2 separate regions of the Homo sapiens genome follow, and region 2 is linked to region 1. Evidence: chromatin contacts called from ENCODE Hi-C or POLR2A ChIA-PET data. All regions are on one chromosome and are shown on one strand. Each heading gives the region's core, a stretch centred on a gene start or an enhancer-like site at or near the end of the contact. The rest is flanking DNA. Distances are from core to core; before and after follow the strand shown. Region 1 has its middle 180 kb from the start of RAD51B-AS1. Region 2 overlaps LOC100996664 (a long non-coding RNA gene).

Evidence for each region. Hi-C counts contacts between places; a loop is a spot of excess contacts on that map. ChIA-PET counts read pairs that join two places held with the same protein, here RNA polymerase II (POLR2A). Pooled maps may share reads with other maps.
Region 2: a loop to region 1 is called in a map of CD4-positive, alpha-beta memory T cell, with 3 times the contacts of the local background. The contact joins two enhancer-like sites. A Hi-C loop is called at or near these places in 2 of 168 maps with a recorded cell type or tissue (CD4-positive, alpha-beta memory T cell and naive thymus-derived CD4-positive, alpha-beta T cell) and 4 of 50 pooled maps. POLR2A ChIA-PET finds 5 or more read pairs at or near these places in 6 of 52 experiments (CD4-positive, alpha-beta T cell, CD4-positive, alpha-beta memory T cell, WTC11 and 3 more).

The regions. Positions count from the first base shown.
Region 1 is chr14:68,503,811-68,509,961 of GRCh38, forward strand. It overlaps a transcript of RAD51B not described here. Among named protein-coding and RNA genes, the nearest start is that of RAD51B-AS1, 180 kb to the right of the region's middle. RefSeq lists enhancers at 1,588-2,151, 2,120-2,179, 2,152-2,715, 2,716-3,279, 5,877-6,151. Within about 2 kb of position 3,086, at least 20 of the 41 ENCODE cell types and tissues checked have a DNase peak (open chromatin) inside an H3K27ac peak, as active enhancers do.
Region 2 is chr14:68,620,904-68,627,054 of GRCh38, forward strand. It overlaps LOC100996664 (a long non-coding RNA gene), which reads right to left. Exons shown (of 2, transcript NR_135816.1): 2 at 4,624-6,151. It also overlaps a transcript of RAD51B not described here. Among named protein-coding and RNA genes, the nearest start is that of RAD51B-AS1, 61 kb to the right of the region's middle. Within about 2 kb of position 3,773, at least 3 of the 41 ENCODE cell types and tissues checked have a DNase peak (open chromatin) inside an H3K27ac peak, as active enhancers do.

The DNA.
Region 1 (6,151 bases), core at 1,836-4,335:
TCTGCAGTATGGAAAGAAATTCTCTGAGGCGCTAAATAAAATCCTGCTCTGAGGTGCAAGGAGGACTTTTTTGAAATTAATAGCTAACAAAGTTTATGCAGACCCCAAAAGGAAAAACAGAAAGGAATTGGAATCATTTTAAAAACAGAGTCGGTAGATAATAAAACTTCACGGTGGTGGTGTTGTCTTTCATCAAGAAGCACGAAGTGCTCACAGGCTTTAATTACATCTTCATCCCTACGGCCCCTTCTGAAGTCGGTAGATGCACGTTAATAGTACCTTTCGTTTTAGGCATGGACACATTCCGGTACCAGAAGCTTTAGCAATTCTCCCCAAGGCAAGCAGAGTACAGAGCTGGATCGGGGCGCAATGACTCTCCAGGCCAGCATCCCATGCTACCTCCAGTTGTATTTCCTGACTCCGCAGCTGAAACCAAGGACTTCATTGACATATTTAGGGGTAGGGGGATCTGAAGGTCTAGGAAAGAAGGTGGGCAAAACCAAGGAATCAGGCCTCCACTTTGGCCTGCACACCATATAAATCCCCTCTTTGTTCACCCATATGCACATTCTTTAATTTAGGCATGGTTTCCATTTGTGTACATCAATGAGTTTGCTCAGTCACAAGGGTGCCGAAGCCTGAGCTGGACCACTCACTTTAGGTAATGCCACAGCAGACAATCAGTGCCTCTGATCATGAAGACTGGAGAAATGTGTCTGGGCTGGGCCCATGCATGATGCTTGGGAGGGAAACTCTCCCAGTGGACTCTGCGACTGGGATGTGGAAGCTCAGACAGCTAGAGATGGGAAAGGAAACTTAAATTGCAAAGGAGTAATCCTTTTTTTTTCTTTCTTTTTTTTTTTTTTTTTTTTTTTTTGCTAGTTCATTTTCAATCATTCATTTCCTGGCTTAAAAAATAATTAATAGTAATAATCGCATATGGCTTTTTAATGGCTCTCCATTGCCAAATACTATTTAAGCACAAATTTCTTCACTAGACACTGGAGCCCAATCTACACACTTGATGGTGTGGCTCCATCTGGGACCCCAGTCTCATTTCTTGTTCTTAATTTCTGTACAGTTATTCCTAATTTGTGAACTGCAGACCTGCAAGAGGCCAGGGCGTTTCAGCAAGGGGTCCATAACTCTTAGTGCCACACCAAACATGGGCAGCAGCTGAAATCCATAGTATGTAAAACTCAGGCGAATTTGAAAGGCCGTTAAATTCCTAGCAGCTCTTTGTCATTACGTGTTTTCTTGGGTACGAAGTTTGACAATTGTTACAAGAAGGGGCCTGCATTGTGATAACAGTTTTCAACCTGGGATCCAAGGAACCCCACGGAGATTCCCTGAAGTATAGATGGAGGGAGCACGAGGATGGAGCAGGAGCAGATGGGGACACCCCATGCCCGCACACACACAGCTAATTCATCCCTGTAACCAGAGAGACTGTTTTGATCAGTTTTGTACACTGGGCTTTCTAGTAAGATTTTATTTGAAGAAAGGACTCTGCCACAGAGGTGAGTGGGGTAGTTTGCAAGCAATGGCTGCAGACAAAGTACATGTATTTCTAGCCAGTCCCTTGCCACAGTTCAGTGGGGCACAGTGAGAAATCTGTCAGCTGCCCGCTCTGTCCAGATCCACACAGTAAGAACTCTGGGTTTGTTAGTGTCTTAGATGCATTAAGTCCCATCTGGCTCTTAGAAATAACAAATGAACTTGTAGATTAGCCAATCTTTTTTTTTTTTTTTTTTTTTTGAGACGGAGTCTCGCTCCGTTGCCCAGGCTGGAGGGCAGTGGCATGATCTCGGCTCACTGCAACCTCTACCTCTCTGGTTCAAGCAATTCCCCTGCCTCAGCCTCCCGAGTAGCTGGGATTACAGGCATGCACCACCATGCCTGGCCAACTTTTTTGTATTTTTAATAGAGATGGGGTTTCACCATGTTGGCCAGACTGGTCTCGAACTCCCAACCTCAGGAAATCCGCCCGCCTCGGCCTCCCAAAGTGTTGGGATTACAGGCGTGAGCGACCGCGCCCAGCCAGATTAGCCAATCTTATTGTCAGTGCAAAGACAGTATCCACTTTGCATATGTACTGCTGAGGGAATCATTAGAACATTCACTGCTGCTGAGGGTCAGGTGGGGAATTCTTTATATACCAGCTTTTCTTGTGGGCCAAAATCCCTAGAGGGATAGTGGCCACTTGGGGTCCATTTTTATCTCCTTCAGTTTCTACCCAAATGTGTCTTTGCTTATGTGGCTGGGGCCTGCCACTCAGGCTTTCAGGACACAGTGTGCCCCCAGGCAGCCTGGGCCTAGAACAGTTGTAGTAATAAGAGGTGACAAAGCAGGACCTTGAGACAGAACTTCCAGAAATTCTTTAGCTGAGCCTCCGTCCTCCCAGCCAGGTTTCAGACAGGATGACACATAAAGAAATCTCTGAACAATCCAGAGCAGTGCACATTAGCGAGTGAAGCTCAGGCAGGAAATGGGAAGGAATGCCTTTGTCTCTGCTTTCCACCCTGCCACCCATAGCTCATTCTCAAAAGCCACCTCCCCAACACTCAGGCTCGGGGTAAATGCTACAAAACGTGGTGGAAACCTCTCACGACCTCCTCTCTGTTGCATGAACGCCTGTTAGAGGCGAAGGAAAACAATGGCAAACAGACCCAGGCCTGTCACAGCTGTACTGGGGCCAGCTGGAATGTGGCTGTGCGTGCGCGTGCATGTGTGCGTGCACGCCGGTGCACACGTGGGAATATAAACATCCTTGGCTCCCCAGCTCCTGTGTGCTGGATCGTGCTGAGTGGGCGCAAAGTTCTGCATGTGTCCGAGGCAGGGAGGGGCAGCACCAGCACACCTAGGCGCTCTCATTTATACATTGAAAGGCGGGTGGGGGGGACAAAGGAGAAGGTTTGGGAATGGCTGGCTGTGTGCCCGTGTATGTATGGGCACATCTCATTGTTGATATGTCTTGGGGGAAATTGAGGGAAATTTTGTGCTTGGGTATGTGTGCACACATGGTAGGCGCCCACACTCAAGTGTGCAGAGGGGGAAGCTGAAAGAAAGTTTCGAGATTCTGTGAACATTCTCAGTTAGAAAAAAATCTGGCAACTCCCCATACCACAGGTGGGTACACATTCAATGCTTGTGAAGTTCATTTCCTGTACTAGTTACCAGCCCTTGTTTATACAGGACACAAGATGTGCTTGGTAGCAAAAGCTCTAGGTCTCCGGGGTGAGTTGAGGGAGAGTGTGTATGTGGAGGGGGTGGGGAGGGAGTGTGGGCATCACCGCACAGGTGCTCTTGAAGTACACATGAAATCAATTTTCAATATTAATCCATAATTCCACTCATATATGTTCAGAGGGGAGAGAAAGTAGAGCTCTAATTTTAGAATGACCCCCTCCTTCATTGCTCCAGTGCTGTTTTAGCACCCAATCTGCTCGGGCCAGTGGCAGCTCGGGTGTCCTCGTGTGTGTTTATGGGTTTGAAACGCATCTGGCTTGTTCTTCTTTGAGCTTTACTTTGTGAGCCCAGCCCCAGGAAGTGTTTATGAGCTTTTTCACTTTGCTTTATTCTGGCTCAGCTTTGTTTGGTAGCACAGAAGGGTAGAGTTTGACATAAATACTCTGTTCTTTGTGTGAGGGCTTCAGATTGCAGAGGGTCCTAGGACTGGCATTCCATAGGAAAGTTGAGGAGTTTGACCCAACCCCATGATCACACACCTGTAAGCGAACATTCTGCACACCTCAATATGAGAAGAAACTGCACTCTCTAAACAAACTCCTGGGCACGTGACCTCCTCAGAGTCTACTTGCCAGTTTGTTCATCCAGATGGTGACCAGCTCACAATAGACACTCAGTGACTGCTAATTAACCATGGAATATTCCATTCCACTGCATTACCAAAGTGCCAGCATCACTCCTCAGCATAGCTCAGGACCTTGTCCAATCAGCTGTCTTGAACACCCACTTTGATCCACGGTTCACGTTCATGTTATAGTCATGAGCCCCTGCTCCTCCGCCAGTCTAGACTCAAGGAAGCAGTGGCACAAATCTCCTGGCTGTTGGGTTCCATGGAGCAGAGAGCCTGAACCCACCCGGAAACCAAGTCTAGACAAAACAGAGCTTTGAGGTTTACACCCACAACCTTTGTACCGTCGGAAGCAGAGGGTGCCAGGGGATCCACTACACGCTCCCTGGGAAGCAGAAGCCAGAGGTGTCGTGCTATTTCTCCATCTGGCCAAGGGTTTAACCCTGCTGAAGACTATTTCTGAGGGGAGTCTCCATGATGAGGGGACCCAAAGATGCTGATGGGGTCATTTCCCAGGCTCTGTTCTGGTCCAGTGCAGGGCTCCAGTTGTTGATGGTGATGGAAGTTTGCTTTATACTTGGTCCCTGCTTGGTTGGAGTCCTCTGCCACCCTCTGGCAATTCACAACATCTAGTCACTTGGAGACCTCTGAACAATAGCAGGACTCTAAAGACTGGGACCCATGGCTCCTCAGTGAATTCTGAAACTGCTTTGAGGTGCTGCCTAAAGTTCAAGGAGAAGCTTACCAAGGAACGGGGACCTGGGGACAGCAATGGAAATAGAGACAGTGAGGTACAGGCCACTCGCTATCCTTTGTAGGAACTTTCAGCTCCTGTTAGCTAGAGACCGTTGCAGAGTCAACATTCTACGCAAGCCAGCGTGGCACCCTGCTTGTCTATGATTCTATTCAAGGCCCAGACATAACCAGCCTTCATGGGCTTCCAGACCACTGAGATTGCAGCCTGGGGTGACCTCCTACCCTGTCTGGAAGGGTCTCCACCCCAGGCCTGGTCCTGCAGGAAATGGTTCCCGTGGGGAGAACTCCTACTGCTCCAAGGCAGCAGCTTCCTTGGTGTCATCAGTTTACCTGCCAGTCTCATCTCTGAGAGGGTACCAGTTTCTTTGGCTTCCCCGCCTGTCCCCAGAATGATTCCAACACTTTTTTAGCCCCTGAAAGCCTTGGAAGGGTGCCCACTTGCATTTCTAGTGAATAGCATTTCCACTGGAGGCCCTTCACCCAGGGTTCCCTACAAAGGGGTTTGCTTTTAGGGAAGGGCAAGGTGACCCTGCTTTGTCCTCCTGAAGCACCACTTGTGGCTCTCCATCACTGTGCCTGCCATGCAATCATAATCCTCCCCTTTCTGTCTCTGCCCCGCTAGCCTAGAAGTGCCTGAAGGCAAGAGCTGTCTTAGAGGCACACTGGGAAAATAGGGGGCCCTGGGTCCTGATTGAGTGAGGGCCCAGCTAGGGCCAGAGGGCCTGGGCTCACCAGCCACTGGGCCTGGATAAAGGTGGTTTTCAAGGGGTGAGTGTAGTCTGGCCTGTCTGATTCTCATCCCCACTCTCTGATAGTGCTATGTTTTTCACCTTGAAAATGAAGACATACTACCCTGAGCCCTTCACTGGGTTGTCAAGTGGTCGTGTGGCACACGTAAGGGAGCATTGCCATGTTAAAGCTCCCCAGCTCCCTTCATTATGGCCATCCCATGGACAGAGGACCATGCTGTGACTCAGAGGCCCAGCTCTTCCTAGCTGTGCTGTTCCCTGAGTGAACTTCAGTGAGTTGCTTTATCTCAGTGACTCTGTTTCATCTGTGAAATGGGACTGTCGGGTTGTCAGGGCAAGTACTTGGAACCTTCACTGAGTGGTATGGTTGTGGGCATTCCTTCTTATTGTCATTGCTTAAATAAGCATGAAGATACTTTCCTGAAGAATGATGTTTGGAAGGAAGGAACCTAGACTTTGGTATGGGGTGGGAATGGAGTAAATCCTAAATCCATCCCTTGTTAACAGGCTTGTAAGTGGAATTCTTGCCTAGCGAGATCTAGGATAGTTCTCTAGCTCAGGAGTCAGCAAATGTTTACTGTAAAGGGGCAGATAGTGACTATTTTTGGCCTTGCAGGCCACAGGGTCTCTACCACAACTGCAAGGCAGCCATGGACAATACATAAACAAATGGACATGGCCTTGTTCCAGGAGGACTTTATTTACATCGGGCTGCAGGCCGGATTTGACCAGTCGGCCATGGTTTGCTTACCCCTGCTTTAGCTTATGGGGGGTGCCCCGCAAGCACTTGGGAAATTAATTTGTTGAAGATAGGTGAGTAGAGGCCTCT
Region 2 (6,151 bases), core at 2,523-5,022, 120 kb after region 1:
AGCCAGGGGGTTTTCATCAGGCTGTTTTGTATAGTAAACACTCTATTTTTCCACTTAGATTGCATGTTTATTTACTTAGAAAGACTTTAGGGGAAGCCAATGGAGACTGGAGGGGACGGGGCAAGGCCCTCCCAAACCACTCCTTGGCAATCCCTGCCTAAGATGGCTTAACCCCTCATTGGATTCTCTCACTTCTCACTTATTTTTCCTTCCTTTATCATTCATTCAATCCTGGGAATACCACGCTTATTGTTTCATTCATCCATCCACCCACCTGTCCATGCATCCATCCATCCATTCATGATGGCAGCTCCTTCTCAATGGAAAGCAAAAGCCCCTTGCCAGAGAGAACCTCTATATTTTTCATCCAGGCCTGTGGGGTCATCCTCTTTGGCTTCAAATGCCAAGTGATGCCCAAGGGTGCTGATGGTGTCACTGCACTTCTCCACAGCCACCTTTCTTCTCTTGCCATTCTCTCCCACTCCTTTCTCCTCTACTCTTAAGTTCCTTTTTTCTCTCCTTTTCCTTTCTCCACTGTCTATGCTTTAGGCCTACCCAAGCCACTGTGGATATTTTGTAGCCATTCAAAACTAAAAAGGGCAGCTGAGCCCAATTCCAGAAGAGTTGATAGCTCCTGGCTCCTGGATCCTCCATGACTTCAGCTACCCGCTGTTTCCCTGGGGCAGAGCTAAGCTGGACTTCTCCTTACTGGCCCCCAGGGTCTGGGCTAAGGCCACATTGGGGCCCCAAGGACATCAAGTCTTCAGGCTGGAGCTTTCTCCTACGGGAGAAAAAAATAAGCTCCCAAAGCAGAAAAAGTTGTCTTTTCTCCTGTTGCTATTGGAAACATAACAACAAAGCCAAGATGTAGTGGCTTAGCAAGAATAAAACAAGCTGTCAGCAGCCAGGGCCCAGCTGATCTCCTCAGTGGTGACGTGGGTTCTGTGCACAGTGACAATGAGTGTAATTGAACCCAGAGCTTTGGGGTGCAGGAGGCAGGCCAAGCAGCCCCAACGCCACTCCCCTTTCCCATGTCACTCATGCCTCTGGTTGGGGGTGGCAGATGGGTCAGCACAGGCCCACAGAGGGTTCCTCTTCATGTCTTTACTTCTCTCCTAAAGAGGGATAAGCCTGGAACCTGGGCACCTGGAATGACTGGGCAAGCATGCCTCTAACCTGGCCTCCATTCCTGAGCTCCAGTTACCCTGTTACCATCCAGCCCCATCTGTTCTAGAGTCACTGCCTTTAGGCTGGAGGGACCTTGGCAATCGTCTGGTCCTGGCTGTCTCAGGAGCAGAATCCTCACTTGGGATTAGACCCTTCACAGACGCCAGATGCTCTAAGTACAGGGGCATCATGGAGGAGGAGCCATTCTGACTTCCAGTATACTTGATGAGGAACAACTGATTCAGTCAACCCATATCATCTTGGGTCAGGATTGGTGCTGATTCATTTTGATTCCTGCAGGCATGGTCTCTCTCCTCCTGAAGCTGAGTCTAGTGGGGAAGACAAATATGGATCAAGTAATTAAAGCGGGAGGCTGTTTACCAAAAGGGAGTTCTTAGGAGGTCACAAGTCTAGGAAGAGGGTGGTCACGGAAGGCCTTTCTGAGGTGATGGCATTTAAATTAAAGGCAAGAGTGCATTTCTGTCACTCACTTCCTCACCCCCAGAGCCTAACACAGGGCTGGCACATGGTAGATACTCAGTTGTTTCATGAATGAATGAATGAATGGGCAATGAACAAATATCTCTACATTTCCTGATAGCCCTTGGTGACTTACAGGATTTGATGCTGGGTCTATTAATGTATCCATTTACAAAAAAAAAAAAAAAAAAAACTGGATGTCACGATTCCTCCTGAGGGCTATTTGTGTTATGGACGTGCTATGTGCTGTTCATTCAATTTTAGAGGTGTTTATGCTGGGTCACAGCTGGGGAAAACGATACCCCTGAGATCCCGCAGGGAGTCTTCTAGACTCGCCCCCTCCTGACACCCTCAGACTGCACCATGGAGAACTCTGTAAATTAATTCATCAAAGTGAGGAAGGCAGGCCCCTTGACAGGTGACTGGATTCAGATCTGAAAGCGGAGACAGGTTAATACTTCCTGTGCCCAGATGTCCTAACCACAGACCCAAGCTCACGGGAGGCAAGGGGAGAATAGCACCACGGACCTACCTTCTTTTTCTCATAAGAGGGTGAAGGGTTCTTGGAAATTCCCCTAAAGCATTCAAATGAGCAAATCCAGGGCTGTTTGCTGTCAGGTTTCTGGGCAGGATTATGGGCAGACTGACCAGCTGTTCCCTCCCCCAGGACTGCCTTAATTTCCAAGCCCTACTTCTCAGTCCCAGGGAAAGTTGGCCCAGCTATAAAATGCCCTGAAACTCTCCCAGAACTCAAAACATACCCACAGTACGGTGTCACTCTTGGGGAACCTGTCCGTAATGAACAGCAACAAGCATCTTCTTTCCCTTCCCTCTCCAACACGCACCTTTCCAAGAAGAGAAATGAGAGCTAGTGACATTGAGTATAGGCAAGGCCACCACATATAGTTTCACAGGCTGTTCACTGCAAAAGGCCAACATGCATAGAAGGCAGATGGGGGCTGAAATTCAGCCTGCACTCATCCTGCCAAGCTGTGCCCTGGCATGGCTGTATCCACAAAGAGGAAGGGGTGCCTTTTCTAACTTGTACATAGGTGCCATATGGGCTAGTAGTGACCCTGGGTGGAGAGCCCAAAGAGTGACATCTGGGGAGGAAAATAAGCCAATCATTCCCTTGCTACCACCTAAACATTCTAGCCAGGTGTTCCTCAAGTGATCAGATATGCTAATAAGGCAGACTTCTTAGAAGGTAATAGAATATGATGGATAAACCAGTAGGGCCGGTAAGGCTTTGTGTTTTATTTTTCTATGTCTTGAATTCACATGACAGTGAAAATCAAACTACTGAGATGTACTAGGGAAAGATCAAATGTCTTCTTTCTGTTAAACTGCTTTTAGGGAGAGTAAAGATTTGCAGTGAGTATAACCCCTCTGGGTTGGAAACACCAGGAGTCTGGAATGTAGCCCAAACACTGGGCTCTAGCTTTGCTTACCTTGAGCCTTTTGGTCAGGAAGGGGGCCTCTGAAAGACGAGGGGAAGTCGGCATTTTCTCAAGAGAACAACCTCCCCTGTGGAGGTCCAGGCATCTCACCAGAGAACACATCTCATACTCAGGATGATTAGCTCTTGGTTTCGTCTGAATGGTGGCATAATATGGATGTGTTGCTTAGAAAAGAATCTGATTTCAGCACATGTTTGATGGGTGTAGAACCAAGGGCTGTGGTCCCCTTTGCCGATCACTTTACATTGTGGGGATATTTGGAAAAGGCAACTCATACTTAGGGGCAAGGGCAGTCACCCCCTCTCAGAAATACGTCCCCAGCATGATATCCTTTGTTATCTGCCCATATGCCCAGTCTAAAGGGGGCTATGGTTCTGGGGAAGCTAAGAGGGAAGGTGGGCAGGGAGTGAGGCCTGCCAATCACAGCTCTCCTAGCACTTCCGGGCCCTCGATATGCCAGAGCATGAAGTGGGGTCAAGGGATGGAACTGAAATGCTTCCTGAGACTCTGGGATCCCCCTAACCGCAGTTCCCTACCCTCATAATTCCAAATCCTCTGTGGCTCTTGGACCAGGCAATTACCTGGGAACCACCTCTGGACTGGCCAGAGGGAAGCCCAAGCTTCTCCTAAGTTTCAGGAAGAGAAGCCTAGGTTCTCGGTGCTGTTGAAACTCAGCGCATGCGTGGGCAGTTCAGGAAAGTCAGACCAATGTCATATGACTCCTGCGCGATCCTCTCAGGAAACAGGGCCCCAGGCAATTTCGTTCCTAAGTGAGACTTCTTCCCTCATCATCCCTTTTGTTTTTTCTAAGCAAAAGTTACTTGGACCTTGCAGATAATTTCATATCCAGAGCCCTCCCATGCCTCGTGGGAGTACATAGGATAGGAGCCGGTGGTTCCGAAGCGCCTGCAGGTGCCACACATGGAGCTAAGGGGTCACTTTGCCAGGAGGATCTTATGAAATCCTCAGACAACCCTGAGATGAAGAACTGTTACTGTTCTTATTTTTACTGATAAGATGCTAAAGGTTCAGAGAGTTTAAGTAGCTTGCACGAGGTCACACAGCCAATAAGTGGTGGAGCTGGGACCTGGACTAGTCCCAGCCCTAGTGCCCACACTCATACCACCTTATAGCATGGGAATTCCAGGTCTTTCACAAAGTTGGAAGACTGGGATATAATGAGGAGGGAAGGCCATAGCTCCCCTACACCCATGGTCAGCCAAGCTCTGCCCATGTCGTGAGATGTGTATCGGAGCTACAACTCCTCCAGGCATTTTACCTGAGAGCAGGGACTCTGTCTCCCTTGAACTTTTCTGCATACGCTGTGCCTCAAGCCAGGCCTGATTCACAAAATAATGTTTATTGGCAGAATGAAGGACCGCCTCCCAAGCTGCCCTCATCCTGCTTTTCTCCTCCCTCTCTCCTAAGCTCTGAGTAGACACTGGGCTCGCCAGGCTTTCTATTTTTATTTATTTTTTATGAAACAGGGTCTCACTCTGTTGCCCAGGCTGTAGTGCAGTGGTGCAAACATAGCTCACTGCAGCCTCGACCTCCCAGACCCAAGCCATCCTCCCTCTTTGGCCTCCCGAGTAGCTGGGCCCACAGAAGGCAGGGTTCCTGCACAGGCACCAGGTTCTACTCAAGCTGACCTATGTTCCCACTTCTGACCCTAGCATGTTAAACATCCATGTCCCTAGATGGGCAGATGGGGGAGGTCTTGAACATGTGTCCTTCCTACAATGGGTTCTCAGCTGCTCCTGGTATCTCTATGAATGGGTTCTGAAGGTTTTCTCTCATCCACACAGTTTTAGCTCTTCTTTGGGTTTCCAGGGCTGCCCCGCAAGAAGCAAATCTAAGCAGGAGGTTAGCAACTGCGTTCTTGGCCCTGGTCTCCTTCCCCTGAGTGGCCACAGTGTGGGTGAGGTTCAGACTCCCCCATGGTGTGGCTGGCTCCTGGGTGGGCCCAAATAGCATGTTCATCAGTTATCAAATGTCAAAGATCAGAAGCCAAGCCATATAAACACCTCAAGATGCTGTTCCAGCAGTTATCCCCCGTATTTATCCACTGGAACAGCTTGACAAATCTGTCAGTGCTAAGGAGGGTAGGAATCAAATCATATAGGTCCCTATCTTCAAGGTGTCCACCATCGGGCTGAGGAGGCTTATATACATGGCACAGTTAGTGAGCAGTGCAAGGTTTGTGTGGTGCAGTGTGCCAGGCACAGCTCAGAAAGCAGGGATGGTGTTGGTGGGATGCAGGGGCAAAAAATCCTGATAAATAAAGCCTTTCAAAGTAGCTGAGCTATCAGGAGGTCCTCTCCTATCTTCCATACCCCATCTAGCATTTCATTCCTCTTGAACTACCTACTGCTACACAACAGACACTCTAAAACTTAGTGTCTCAAAACAATGCATTTTTATCTCTCACATCTCTGTTGACTGGGCTCAGCTCACTCAGGATGTCTTGCAGTTGGAACGGCTAGGGCTGAAATCATCTGAAGGTTCTACTGAGCTGGACATCCAAGGTCACCATCACTCACTCACATGGCTGGCAGTGATGCTGAATGTTGGCTGAGAGCTCAGCTGGGGCTCTTGACTGCAGCAACTATTTCTGGCCTCACTCTGTGGCTTGGACTTCTCACAGGATGGTGGCTGATTTCTAGAGCAAGTGTCCCATATTGAAGGTTCTAAGAGATCCAGGCAGATATTGCAAAGCTTCTTACAACCAAGCCTTGGAAGTTCCAGAATGTTGCTCCTAGCATATTCTGTTGGTCAAGCAAGTCACTATAGGTAGACCAGATTTAAGAGGTGAGAAGCAGCTCATGAATCTGAGGAGGGAAAGAACTAAAGGCTGCCATCTTGGAGACTGTCTATTACAGCTTCCTTTATATAAAGATAACATGCCTTTGTTGAACCGAGACAGAAAATGAACTCTCAACTGGGAAAGGAAAAAGAATCTGTCCCTGTGTCTAGAAGAAGGTACTTCTTCAAGTCCCACCCCAGCCTGTTTTCTTACCTCATACCCCAAGGTACATTCTTTGACT